Regions from separate parts of the Mus musculus genome. Here regions 2, 3 and 4 are each linked to region 1. A link is a contact called in ENCODE Hi-C or POLR2A ChIA-PET data. All regions are on one chromosome and are shown on one strand. Each heading gives the region's core, a stretch centred on a gene start or an enhancer-like site at or near the end of the contact. The rest is flanking DNA. Distances are from core to core; before and after follow the strand shown.

Region 1 (3,106 bases), core at 141-2,640:
CCCAGCACTTAGAAGGTTACTATTGGGTTTGAGGCTAGCCTTGGCTACATAGTAAGACCTTATCTCAATGTTCAAAACAAGAACAAACCCCTAAACCAACCAAACCAAATGTCTTTATACACTGCCAAAGTACCTAGGTACAAAACTGTTTTCCATTGAGACTCACTGACTGATTCTGGTATATTAGCCCCAAAAAAGAACAAGGATCTCTTTGCTAGGATAAAGTCTCAGAAAAATAAATGGAGCAAAGTATAAAAAGACTGGAATTAAGAAGTTCCAAAATTTGCTAAAGGAAAAAAAAGAAAAGTAACAGGGAAGGCTAAAAAGTAAAAAAAAAAGTCATGGAAAAAAACAGAGGCATGTACGGAAGGAGAGAGACTTGCACAGGACTCTGGGACCTATTACTGACAGCGAAGAGCCTTAGGCTCTAAGCTCCCCGCTCTGCATCTCTGGATCCATGTTATCTTGAAAAGTCAGTTTGGAACATCTAAGCAAGTACACGGGGTTGTAGTTGGAGTCCAAACATAATTTCCATAAAGGTACCATAGATGCAAGGCACCCTTAGTCCCTAGCAAGGAGGGCTGAGTGATATGTACCGCGGAGAGCAGCTGACCTGTGCAGAACTGAGCTGCATGTGACACAGAATTCTCTTCTCCACATTCTCCCGAAAGCGGATCTCGTACAAAGATTCGGCCATTCGGTCCCCATCCAGAACTTCACCCAAACTAAGACTTTTGTGGCGGATCTTCTCAGGACAGCAGACTGGAAGCTGATAGTAGTGGTAAGTTTCCTGAGGGTTATGGTAGGGTCCCACTTTGTTGACATATAGAATGACAGGGTCGCCGGGCTTGTAGTGTGTGACACCTTCCACCCATGGCCCATGGCCTATGCCCAGCAACAGTATCAGGACTGGCAAACAATGGCAGCTCCAACTTCGAGGGTACCCTAGGACTGTCATCCTTAAGGCAGCAGAACCTGTTGGGGGAATCCCGTGGTTACAGAAACTAGGAATCAAATCATGATGACCCGGTTCTGGTCTCTCAAGTGCCCATTGGCTCCACCTCCTCCCTTCGGCCTCCCGATCCCCACACCACAGAACTTATCTATCCCAAAGACGGGGCCTGGCGTGCACTCAATAGTACTCCCAACCTAGGGTTCACGCCTCTAGGCCTCCCCAGCCCGGGGCTGCGCGTGCCAACCCGTTTCTATAGCAACGCCCGGCGGGCTCGCTGCTACGGAAGGGGCACTCGCCGCAGCTCCAGGGTCCTCACTGCGAGGTACCGGCTGGCCAAAGAGGCGCCAGTGGCCTCACGGGGCCCCGTAGCTGCCCTTGGGCTTCTGCCCCGGTCTTCCAGACAGCGGCGCCGGAGCGGTAGGCTTGCGGAGGACCTGACGACGGACCTCCTCCGGGTTGTCCGCCGCTGCGCCTGATTGCCGCGGCTGCTGCCACGTCGCCGGCGTCCGCCCTCGGCTCATTCGAATGCTCCTGGAAGAGCTCTGGTTCGCCCGCAATCCGGCCCGGCCACGGATTCCACGATGCTCGCTCCCCGAGCCACCGAGCGATGCCAGTGGTCGTCCCGGCGAGCAGCACCGCAGCCCGGACACGTCAGTCTTACCACTTCCGCCTTCGCCGACGGGGACCTCAGCTCCGGGAAGGCGGGAAGGCTCTTCTCCTGAGCCAAGAGCTCCGCGATGCTCGCCGGTGTGTCGCGGGCGGCTTCCCACGGGCTCTCGCGCGGCTGGGCTGTCCTCTCTAGGATGGAGAGAGACAGCTGGGGAGCGGGAGCGCGGCACCCGCCCCCGGCTGCTGAGGTCGGCCCGGACGCGGAAAGTTGTCCCTAACCTGGGCGGGGCGGGGCTTTGTGCCGCGTTCCCACGCCAGGGACCTGTAGCCTCCAACACCTTGGTAAAGGTGCCCCTCCGAGGCTTTCTGGAGGCACGGACCGGTTATTGTTGGCAACAGGCATGCGGGAGGTAGGTGAGGTGCACCTACAGTTTGCCATTTCACCCTGCAAGTTGTGCGGGTTGACAGCGCGTTTTTTTTTTAAGATTTATTTATTTATTATATGTAAGTACACTGTAGCTGTCCTCAGACACTTCAGAAGAGAGAGTCAGATCTCGTTATGAGATGGTTGTAAGCCACCATGTGGTTGCTGGGATTTGAACTCGGGACCTTTGGAAGAGCAGTCGGGTGCTCTTACCCACAGAGCCATCTCACCAGCCCGACAGCGCGGTTTTTGATCGGAAGTAGGTTTTTGTTTTGTTTTTTGAATGTGGAGTCCCTGCAGACCTCGAACCCGGGGTCTTTTGAGTCTCCGCCTTCAGAGTTTCAGAGCTTACAGGTACCATCTCACTTCCGTCATTTTGTTCCCAAGTTCGTCTGTGGGACGTTTGGACTTCTCCCTAACTTTGCAGGTTTCTTTGAACGCGTTACTTTTGTCTGGCTCAAGCTGTTGTGAAGGGGCTCTGCCCCTTTTGAACAGTGACTTTCACTTGGCAACATGGGAGCAAACGGAAGGAAGCTGACTTCAATTTTTCTATTCTGGCGGAAGCAAGTACTGAGAGAAATCACAAGCAGCCATTCTTTCCTCACTCCTACGACTGTTCTTTTCTGATCCACCCACTGTCCTGAAGCGGTTAGAGTCTAGGAAGCTAGGCTTGAGCCAGACACAGTGGCTTTTGTTTTGACCCCTTTGCCCTCCTCAAGACAGTCAGTCTTGCTGTGTTGCCTGACTGGCCTTGGAACTGCTGCCGAAGCAATAGCCCTGCCTCGGTTTCGCGAGTAGCTGGGACTGCAAGTGTGTGCAAGGCTTGCGGTACTGAGGCAGGCCTGACTGAGTTCTGTGGTTAGGAATAACTTAAGATGCTTTGGAGTTTTCTTTGGATGACCTACCCAGTGAAGCCAGAAATCAAAGCTTCTCTTAGCACCTCTCAAATCGCAAGCTCCCTTGATTTGTTTCCTGATTCTTTGTTTTCCATCATTTTCTTGATGTAGAGGCCCCATACTCTTTCATGTCAACCACCTTGCTAGCCTCTGAGCCACCTTCCTCTGGGACCATTTTTCAAACTACTGCTGGAAGGACTGTTAAACCGGCAGTACCTCAGG
Region 2 (2,848 bases), core at 344-2,843, 100 kb after region 1:
AGTAACCATCCTCTTTGTCCTTTCCGACTCCCTTGCTGCTCACTTGGAATTCTTACTCAGCCTCTGCTCCTTCCCTCACTCAACCAATGCTCTGACTCCACAGTGAAAAACTAAAGCTATTAGGCATAAACTACTGCTACTTCCTATTTTGCCTTGCCTCTGAAAAATGTGACCCTCCCACCAGAGGAAGAAGAGTACCTATTCTCCAGGGGTGAGCCCAGGGTCCTGCTTCTGTCCTGCTCAAACTGCAGCAATGCCTCGCCTGACTTCAAGTCTTTTTCTTCAAGTCACTTCTTCACAATCCAGCCAGGGTGAACTATCTAAAACTTAAATCGTCTTCTAACTGGATCACCAATCTAAGCCAACTAAAGCCTAAGAGCTTTTTTGAGAGGGTCTTACTACATAGCTCAAGCTGACCTTCAACTTGAAATCTCCTGGCCCAATGTCTCCAGTGCTGGGTTATATAGGCATGCATGCCATGCCGGCTTTTTTCCTCCCCACAAGGTCTCACTCTGTAGCCGGTTTGGAACTCACTATGTAGACCTTGAAATCACAGAGAGGTTCTGGCTCCTGAGTGCTGGCATCAAAGGCATGCAAAACCCAATGCCAGGGAAGAGGAAAATTAGAGGAAGCCACCAGTACAATTTTTTTTTCTTTGCAAAACCTGAAACTCTCAAACAGAAAGATTTTTCTTCCCATTAAGCTCTCTTGGTAGAAAAAAAATCAATCCTAGATTATTATTTATGGTATTCAGTAAACATTGCGATTTGTTGGGGGGGGTATAGTAATCACAGTGATTAATTCAGGTGGTCACTTACCTCCTGGGCAGTAGCTCTAAGCGTATCCAGATGGCGGCCGGTAATGTAAACTGTGGCACCTGCTTTGCAAAGCTGTAAGGCAATGCCACGGCCAATACCCCTGGAGGCACCAGTTACCACACACACTTGGCCCTTCATAGGCGCTACCATGACTCACATCAAAGGGGATATCTGTGGAGGTAAAGAGTCGCTTTGAGGGAATCCTGTAGATTGTGTGCTGAATCCAGGTCTCTGTGAGGGCTAGACAAGTTTGGACTATTTTGAGGGGAGAGAAATTTGACAGAAGGATACCTGAGTCAAAGTCTCAGGCCAGGCTGTCCTTTTAGGAGAGTCCCAGGACTCTCCAGCGTTACACACAATACTATCACGAACCTCTGAGTGAAGCTGACTTGGTAGGGAATCTGGCAATGCAGCCTAACAGGGTATGGCCACGAAGAGTCCTGGGCTCTCTGGAGTTCTGGCTACCCGTCCAGACCCACGGAGAACCGCGAATCCCTGACCCCTGAAGTGGTCAGAGCCTTACCAGCAGCAGACGCAGCCTCTGGGTTTCTTTCTGCCCAGATCGCCAGATCTATAGTTTGAGAACTTTGATTCTTGCCACGTTGGAGTGCGTGCCTGGATGGAAGTCCGGGTGCGGATAACGATGATATGGAACCAGTCAAAGATAGCCCTGGAGTTCCAGGGTCAGACCCAGTGGGGTGGAGTCCGCAAATGGGGAAGGGCGACCTGCAGCCACGCCCATCATGCCCTCCCGCCCGCCCCGTCGCAGACTCATGACGTCCCCGTGCGTCCGGAGCGCGCCGGCGGTTGTGGGAGCTGCAACCGGGAAGCGTGAACGGCTGGTCCCAAAGCACGCATGGGGTTGGGGCCGCGTTCCGCTCACAAAGCGCGACGCCAGTTCTCGGGTGCCGGCCGGCGGGGACGCGCGGCCCGGGGTTCGGGACGTCCCCCTCCCGGCCGCGATGGTTATCCCCGGCTGCCGGCAGCCGCGCGTGCGGAGCAGGCCCCCGAGGCTCTCCCGCATCTGAGCCCGGAGGCTCTTGGATATTTCCGACGGGCGCTGTCAGCGCTAAAAGTGGCTCCCGACGCCGCCGAAGAACGAGGTAGGAGCAGCTAACGCCGTGGGTTAAGTGGAAAACCCACACGCCGAACTTTCAGGGGAGGTCTTGGCTAAGTGATGGGTAAGTCTTCTCCTCCTCTCAGCCTAACGGTTTATTTATGACCCCATTTTTTTTTTTTAAAGAGTTGATGGCGCGCAATATTTTGAAGGAAGTGGAGGCTCAGGCTCTAGCCTTGGCCACGAACAGGACTGGTAGCGAAATGCTGCAGGAGCTTTTGGGGTTCAGTCCTTTGAAACCCCTGTGTCGAGTGTGGGCCGCTCTGCGCCCCAACTTGCGCTTCGTGGCTTGTCATCGGTGTGGGGTCCACGTATTACAAAGTGCTTTGCTGCAGCTACCTCGATTGCTGAGGCGTCCTGCGGAGGCAGAGGAGGAGGAGGAGGAAGAGGAGGAGGGTGGTCCCTCGCAAACTCTGGAGGAGCTAGTCCTGGGACTAGCCGCTGAAGTGTGTGATGATTTTCTGTTCTTCTGTGGAGACACGCATGGCAGCTTCGTGGTCAGAACTCTGCTGCAGGTCTTGGGAGGTACTCTTTTGGAGTCCGAGAGAGGCAAGCCCCGTGGCTCCCAGTCGTCTGGTAAGTACTGTAAGAAAGGGAAGAGGGGTTGGTGAGCAGGAGTGGTCAGGAAGTTCCGAAGCCAGTAAACAGAAGAGTTCATCTTTGTGGTGAAACTTGACCGTAAAGAATCAGCAGACCCTTGGGGCAGAACCTGGAAGGCCAAAGTATAGTGTGCCTAGTAAGGATGGATACACTTGAATTCAAGGACCAACTATTACTAGCAGAGACACAGAGGGAGCAATGTGTTTCACATTTTTATTTCCACAACTCAGAGTAAGAATTTTTTTTTTTTTAAATACGTCTGGGCATGTGTACACACTCGAATGTGTGTGCCTTCTGGAGTGTTCTTGTGGAG
Region 3 (2,968 bases), core at 380-2,879, 83 kb before region 1:
TCATAAGACTTAGTAGTAGCTGGGCATGGTGGCACACGCCTTTAATGCCGGCACTTGGGAGGCAGAGGCAGGTGGATTTCTGAGGTCGAGGCCAGCCTGGACTACAGAGTGAGTTCCAGGACAGCCAGGGATTTACAGAGAAACCCAGTCTCGAAAAACAAACAAACAAACAAAAACAAAAACCCCAGACTTCCTAGTAAGCACCATTACCTAGCAAACACCCTTACCTGCTGAAGCATCTCACTATCTCACTGGCCCAAACTTGGTTATTTTTTTTAAAAGATTTATTTATTATTATATCTAAGTACACTGTAGCTGTCTTCAGATGCACCAGAAGAGGGCGTCAGATCTCATTACAGATGGTTGTGAGCCTCCATGTGGTTGCTGGGATTTGAACTCAGGACCTTCAGCAGAGCAGTCGGTGCTCTTAACCACTGAGCCATCTCTCCAGCCCTCGGTTATTTTTATTTTATGAAGAACTGCAGCAACATTGGGTTTTTGTTGTTGTTTGGTGTGTATGTGTGTGTGTGTGTGTGTGTTCAATGTATACACTGAACCCAGTATATACAGAATGCCAAGCAAGCACTCTCCCATAGAGACATATTCCTAACCCACTAAAAAATTCATTTCAGTGGCTACCAGGTATTTTTATAACTGTACAAAACTGACCATAATTTATTTAACCAACCTCTTATTGTATATTTGGATTTCTTTTATTTCCAGTATCCCACTATTATCAGTGATTGTTAAGCAGAACATACATTTTTATGTAGGTCCAAGTTTGATTACAGATAGCAGTATCACTAGGTCACAGTTTAGGGCTATGAGGGCTGGCTAGGACTGGTTAAAAAGATAAAGCATCTCTCAGATTAGACATTCTGAAAGGGTGTACCAGTAGAAATAAGGCACTTCTAGGCACATTTGATTGGCAGACAAAATTTTCGAATGAAGTAAAAAGACAATCAGGTTGGGAAGTCTGTATTTGAAGTAATAAAAAAACGAAAAAACAGTCAGCTCTTAAGAACGAAATACTTTTAAGAGTAGACTTGAGCAGATCAAGGAGTGGAAGAAGTCTGAAATGTGGAAAAACAGCCACTGTGAAAATAACCTCAAGTAATCAGTTAAAAAATATCTACAGAACTTGTAAGAACTAGAAGAGTAATAAGGAAGGAAAAATACTAAAATTATTACAGACTTTCCAGGCCAAATAACCCAAATACCTAGGAATCCTGAAAGTTCCGTGTATGTTTGAAATACCTGTCCACATAATTAATGGAGACCAGCCAAAGAACAAAATGCTGGGCGCTTGTTTACAGTTAAGAATTTTAAGGCAGTGACAACCTGCGTGGATCGGGAGAAAATGTTGGGGTCTCCGGCCTAGAGACCAGGAAACCTGACACAGAACCTGTCACATGCTCGCCCCGGGAGCTGAGGTGTCCTCGCGATGGCCCACCTCTGGGCCAAGGCCGACATCGCCCGCCTCTCTGGCCTAGGAAACCATCCCAGACAAGGTAGGGTTGGCCTTGGACTCACCCTAGTTACTCATAAACCAACGGGAGGTGGCGAGCGACAGAAGCCTAGGGACGGTCGGCAAAGCCCAGACCCAAGGGGCGCGTGCGCACTAAGGCAACCGGAAAGGCTCCGGGGACGGCCGCGGCACTTAGGGAGCGTATGCAAAGACCAAGAAAGGAAGCCAGGGGTCGTCAGACAAGACCCCCGCTGGTAAGCGTGTACACAGCAGGGTGGAGAGGCCCAGGTCCCACCAGTGAGGACTGCTTTCGACAGGCCGCTAGCGCTACAGCCAGGGGAAAACGGTTGAACTGGGGTTGCTGGGAGCTGAGGGAATAGGAGCGATTGGGCACGCAGTAAAAAACAAACAAACAAACAAACCACTCGAGGCCAAGCGACCTTAAGGGACCACCTCGCAGACTTGATGTCTAGTTCCGCTACGTCTAATGCAGGTCGCAGCCAATTCCAGTCCGCTACGACTAAACGCCCCTCTTGGGTTGAGCAAGTTCCCCAGCCCACCTATCAATCACAGGTCTCAGCTATCCAATCAGAGGGCCGAGGGGGAGGGACTGCTTGGAGCGTCGAGTGACGTCAGCAGGCCTGGCCGCCAGAAGCGTGACGGACGAGGCTCGCGACTGAGGAGCTGTTAGCCGGCGCCGCAGCGATAGTCGCTGTAAACAGGGCCTCGCCCCTGCGGGTCCTGCGACAGCTCCTGGCTGGTGGGTGGTCTCGCGTGGGGCGGTAACCGCCAGACGCCGGGGGGAGGTGCTTCTCCATTTTCCCTCCCCCTGTTGTACACACCCCCGGCGCACCACGTGGGCGTGAAGCTAAACTGGAGGGGGTGTTAGGCTGACTTCTAACCTCATTGGCTGTTGATGCTGCCGGCCCGTGCAAGAAATTGCTCTGATTGGTCAGTAGAGGGAGGCGTGGGGGGGGTCTGAGTTCTAACGCCTCTGGTTGGTTGTGTGAGATAAGCTAGTGAAATGCGTTCTTCCGCAAGGGGTTTTGATTGGTCAGTCGGAGAGGTTATCTGGGATTCAGCCATCCCGGGCCGGGGACTTTGATAGGTGAGTTTGGTTAGGAAAATGGGAAATTCCTCTTCGTGGACTCTGATTAGTACGGTAGGGTTGCACCCTAGGTTTCATATGGCTTTCTTTGCTTCACAGGATTGAGAAAGGTTTATGTTCCCGATACCCTGGGAGCTGTCATAGCTAAAGAGAAGGAAATCTCAGTCTCCTGGAGGGGTCACCCCTCTAAAGATAGCTTCTGCCCCGTTTCTGGAAACCCTGGTATTTCTACAGCAGGCTTTGCTTTCACCAAACCCAAGTTGGAGACAGGAGCAGCCCCTGCGCAAGACATAAGGATGCTGTAACCAGAAGATGGGATCACGGAACAGCAGCAGCGCCGGATCCGGGTCCTTAGAACCCTCTGAGGGCTTGTCCCGAAGAGGGACTGGCCT
Region 4 (2,987 bases), core at 327-2,826, 100 kb before region 1:
TTTTGTCTACATAGTGAGTTCCAGGACAGCCAGACTACATAGGGAGACTGTGATTCAAAAGTAAATACAGACATGCAGATATAAGAAGGTGATGAGGCACCGGGTGTGGTGGCACATGCCTTTAATCCCAGCACTAGGGAGGCAGAGACAGGCGGATTTCTGAGTTTGAGGCCAGCCTGGTCTACAAAGTGAGTTCTAGGACAGCCAGGGCTACACAGAGAAACCCTGTCTCAGAAAAAGAAGGAGGAGGAGGAGGAGGAGGAGGAGGAGGAGGAGGAGGAGATGATGATGAGGCAGGCATTGAAGCATCCTGGGCTGATATAGGGACCAGTTGCCTCTTGAGACTTTAACAGCAACATCCATTCTACCTTTGATAGTGGTACTAGCATTGCTCTCAATAACCACTTTATCAAGCTCATATCCAGGTATGACAGATAATTTGGCTACAGCAACAGAGCAGTGGACCATTTAGGTCCACACAGTCCTCTAAGGTCCACATGGCCTCCAAAGAATAAGAAACTCTGGACCACCTACCCCAGCAAGAGTAGGAGAGGAAGAGAGCCCTTGGCTGTTTAGGGAGACCCTGCCATAACTCAGGCTCCACAGCACTGAGCATCTCTGCTCACAGTTTCCATCCTAACCCCCAAAAGAAGAAGGGGTTTTTAAAGAAGCCCTCAGACAGTCTTAATAAAGACCACTGGGGTGGTTAGGGGACATCTATTGATCTTTGTCTCACTGCTCTGCCTCTGCCTCAGGCAGGTTGGTGCTTTGCATTATCAAGCTGACACCCAACAGAACCCAACTTAGACTCTACAGACTCAGCAATCCAGCAAAAAAAGGAGCTCATGTCCAAAGGTTAGAAAAGGTCTCAGACAGGGATCCCATGCCCCCGTCTCTGAACATCCTGATTGCTGTGGCCAGGGTGTGGGCCACACAAACTGGCCCTAAGAGAAGCAAGGTCAGACCCACATGATCTGATGGTTCTCCAAAGAAAGTCACAGTGCTGCAACCAGAAAGAGGATTCTGAGCATCATGGATGCGTTGAGTTTGGGTTGGTACAGCATTTGAATACCCAATGGTCTCAAGTTGGAATGAAATGTTGAGAAATTACACAAGGACTCTCTTTGGGATTAGGTGGGGGAGGGCATTAGAGGACCAAGGATATGTCTGTAAGCCTGAAACACCCCACCAATTCCATGGTGCTAGAGGAAACTCCCTTGATAAGAAGCTGGGCACGGACAATAGTTTGGTTTTGTTATTATTTGAGGACTAAGGAGAGCTTAGTTAGCATCTGGGACCCTGGAAAAGAAAAGCCTGAGGCTAGGAGTGCTCTGGAAAAGCAAACCTAGACCTTGAGGGTTTAGGCATCTTGTTATCCTGGGCTCCCCAGCCCTGGTCTCATCCCTCACTCTTAACTTGTTTTGCATTCGACATCTCTTGGTTGCTTTCTCTAAGGAGCAACAGCCTTCAAAGTTACATCAGTATCTTACAGCGTGGCTGGCCGAGTGGGCGGATCCCAAATTGAACTCCGGCCTCCAATGGCTTGAGGATGTGATGACTGTGGGGCGGAGGCTTCACCCAGCCCGGGGCCTTGAGCCCGGGCTAGTGAGCCGGCCTACAGAAGGGCGAGAGAACCAGCTAGGTTCCGCCCCGGGGACTGCCCGCCTCCTTTTTAAGCGCCTCCCGCCCAACCTCAACTCCCTCTGGCTTTGCTATGCTCCTTCCTTCCCCGCCTTCCTTGTCTCCCCGACTGCGCTCGTTCCTGTGGCCATCCCGCAGCGCCAGTCCAGGTGCCATGGCTGCTATGTACCTCCCCGGCCTGCGGTGAGTGACCCATAGCCCGGGGCCCACTCCGCGCTCCACCTTCCGGGCTTCCTCCGCTTGTTTCCCATCCTAGGAAGAGACTGGCAGGGTGGCTATTAATCAGTGTGGGTCTCACGGTGGTGCATCCCCCCCCCCCTCCGCATTCCCATCCCCAGCCATGCCAGGTTTCCTAGCCAGCCTCTGTGCTCTTCTGTCCCTCCCTGCGGCTTGTGTGCTGTTCTAGCTGCCACTCGCAACCTCCTCCCCCTTCTCCTTTGCCTTCCTGAGCCCTATCTCTGCAAATGCTCTACTTAGCAGATGTAATTCTTTCAGACCAAGGGCTCCTAGTCCAGCTTTCAGTGTGTGAGTAACCATTAAGGCCTTGAGGCCATAGGGTTTGAGGCCCCGGGGACCCGAGCTCAAAGCTCCCTAAAGACGGTAGAAGGTAAACATCACTTGCAGCCTCCCTGAGAACAGAACGGAACCTGGCACGAAGCCCAGTGAAGCCTCTGGGGACTAGGGGGGGAGGGAGACAGGGAGGGAGAGAAGGAAGGAAGCAAGCAAGATGGGAGGAGGGCAGACTGCCTTTTTAACTTGGCCGGCTTCCCCCAGTAGGTCCTGGACCCCAGGCTTGTCCTGGCTGGCTCCCCCTGCCCCACCCCCCATACAACCGGGCCTCTTCTCCGTATACCCCTCTCTCCATGGTCTAGGATGTAAAAGAGTCTAAACTGACTCCTTATCTCTTCTTCGCAGTTTACTTGGTTAATCCATGTGAGAGTGGTCTATGAAGGATAGAGAGAAGGTCCCTCTCAGGGGCGTGCAGGAGAATTGGGGTGGGGCTGGGAGAAGCTGTGCTTCCCATAAGACAACTGGAGCCAATACCTGGGGATCAAAGCTTTCAGGATCATGCATTTAAAATTAATTTCTCAGGGAAACTGTCATGTGCAGAAAAACACACAAAGAGACCTACCTTGCTGTGCCCCCACCCCCTGGGGCCACACAAAGTATGCTGCCTTTTTTGTCTTCTGGAAAACACCCCACCCAGGCCCAAACTCCCACATCCAAGAGCTTTCTCTTCTCCCTTCCCAGGCAATGTAGCCTGTGTTCTCAGGTTCTGACCCTACCATCAACCCCTAAGGCTTCTAAGGAGAGCCAGGGAATGCACAGGCCCACACCATCGAGGC

Evidence for each region. Hi-C counts contacts between places; a loop is a spot of excess contacts on that map. ChIA-PET counts read pairs that join two places held with the same protein, here RNA polymerase II (POLR2A).
Region 2: POLR2A ChIA-PET joins it to region 1 with 26 read pairs in Patski. The contact joins the promoter of Nop9 here to the promoter of Tm9sf1 in region 1. A Hi-C loop is called at or near these places in 4 of 37 maps with a recorded cell type or tissue (adrenal gland, gastrocnemius, heart and 1 more). POLR2A ChIA-PET finds 5 or more read pairs at or near these places in 1 of 5 experiments (Patski).
Region 3: POLR2A ChIA-PET joins it to region 1 with 15 read pairs in embryonic stem cell. The contact joins the promoter of Dcaf11 here to the promoter of Tm9sf1 in region 1. POLR2A ChIA-PET finds 5 or more read pairs at or near these places in 4 of 5 experiments (Patski and embryonic stem cell).
Region 4: POLR2A ChIA-PET joins it to region 1 with 13 read pairs in Patski. The contact joins the promoter of Pck2 here to the promoter of Tm9sf1 in region 1. POLR2A ChIA-PET finds 5 or more read pairs at or near these places in 2 of 5 experiments (Patski and embryonic stem cell).

What each region holds. Positions count from the first base shown.
Region 1 is chr14:55,641,981-55,645,086 of GRCm38, forward strand. It overlaps Tm9sf1 (transmembrane 9 superfamily member 1), which reads right to left and starts at 1,391. Exons shown (of 5, transcript NM_001360063.1): 1 at 614-1,391. The coding sequence starts at 958. It also overlaps a transcript of Tssk4 not described here.
Region 2 is chr14:55,744,100-55,746,947 of GRCm38, forward strand. Nop9 (NOP9 nucleolar protein) reads left to right here and starts at 1,594. Exons shown (of 10, transcript NM_026403.3): 1 at 1,594-1,921; 2 at 2,062-2,511. The coding sequence starts at 1,675. Dhrs1 (dehydrogenase/reductase (SDR family) member 1) reads right to left here and starts at 1,585. Exons shown (of 9, transcript NM_026819.3): 1 at 1,342-1,585; 2 at 819-989. The coding sequence starts at 968.
Region 3 is chr14:55,558,400-55,561,367 of GRCm38, forward strand. It overlaps Dcaf11 (DDB1 and CUL4 associated factor 11), which reads left to right and starts at 1,630. Exons shown (of 15, transcript NM_133734.3): 1 at 1,630-1,722; 2 at 2,811-2,968. The coding sequence starts at 2,889.
Region 4 is chr14:55,538,690-55,541,676 of GRCm38, forward strand. It overlaps Pck2 (phosphoenolpyruvate carboxykinase 2 (mitochondrial)), which reads left to right and starts at 1,577. Exons shown (of 10, transcript NM_028994.3): 1 at 1,577-1,824. The coding sequence starts at 1,796.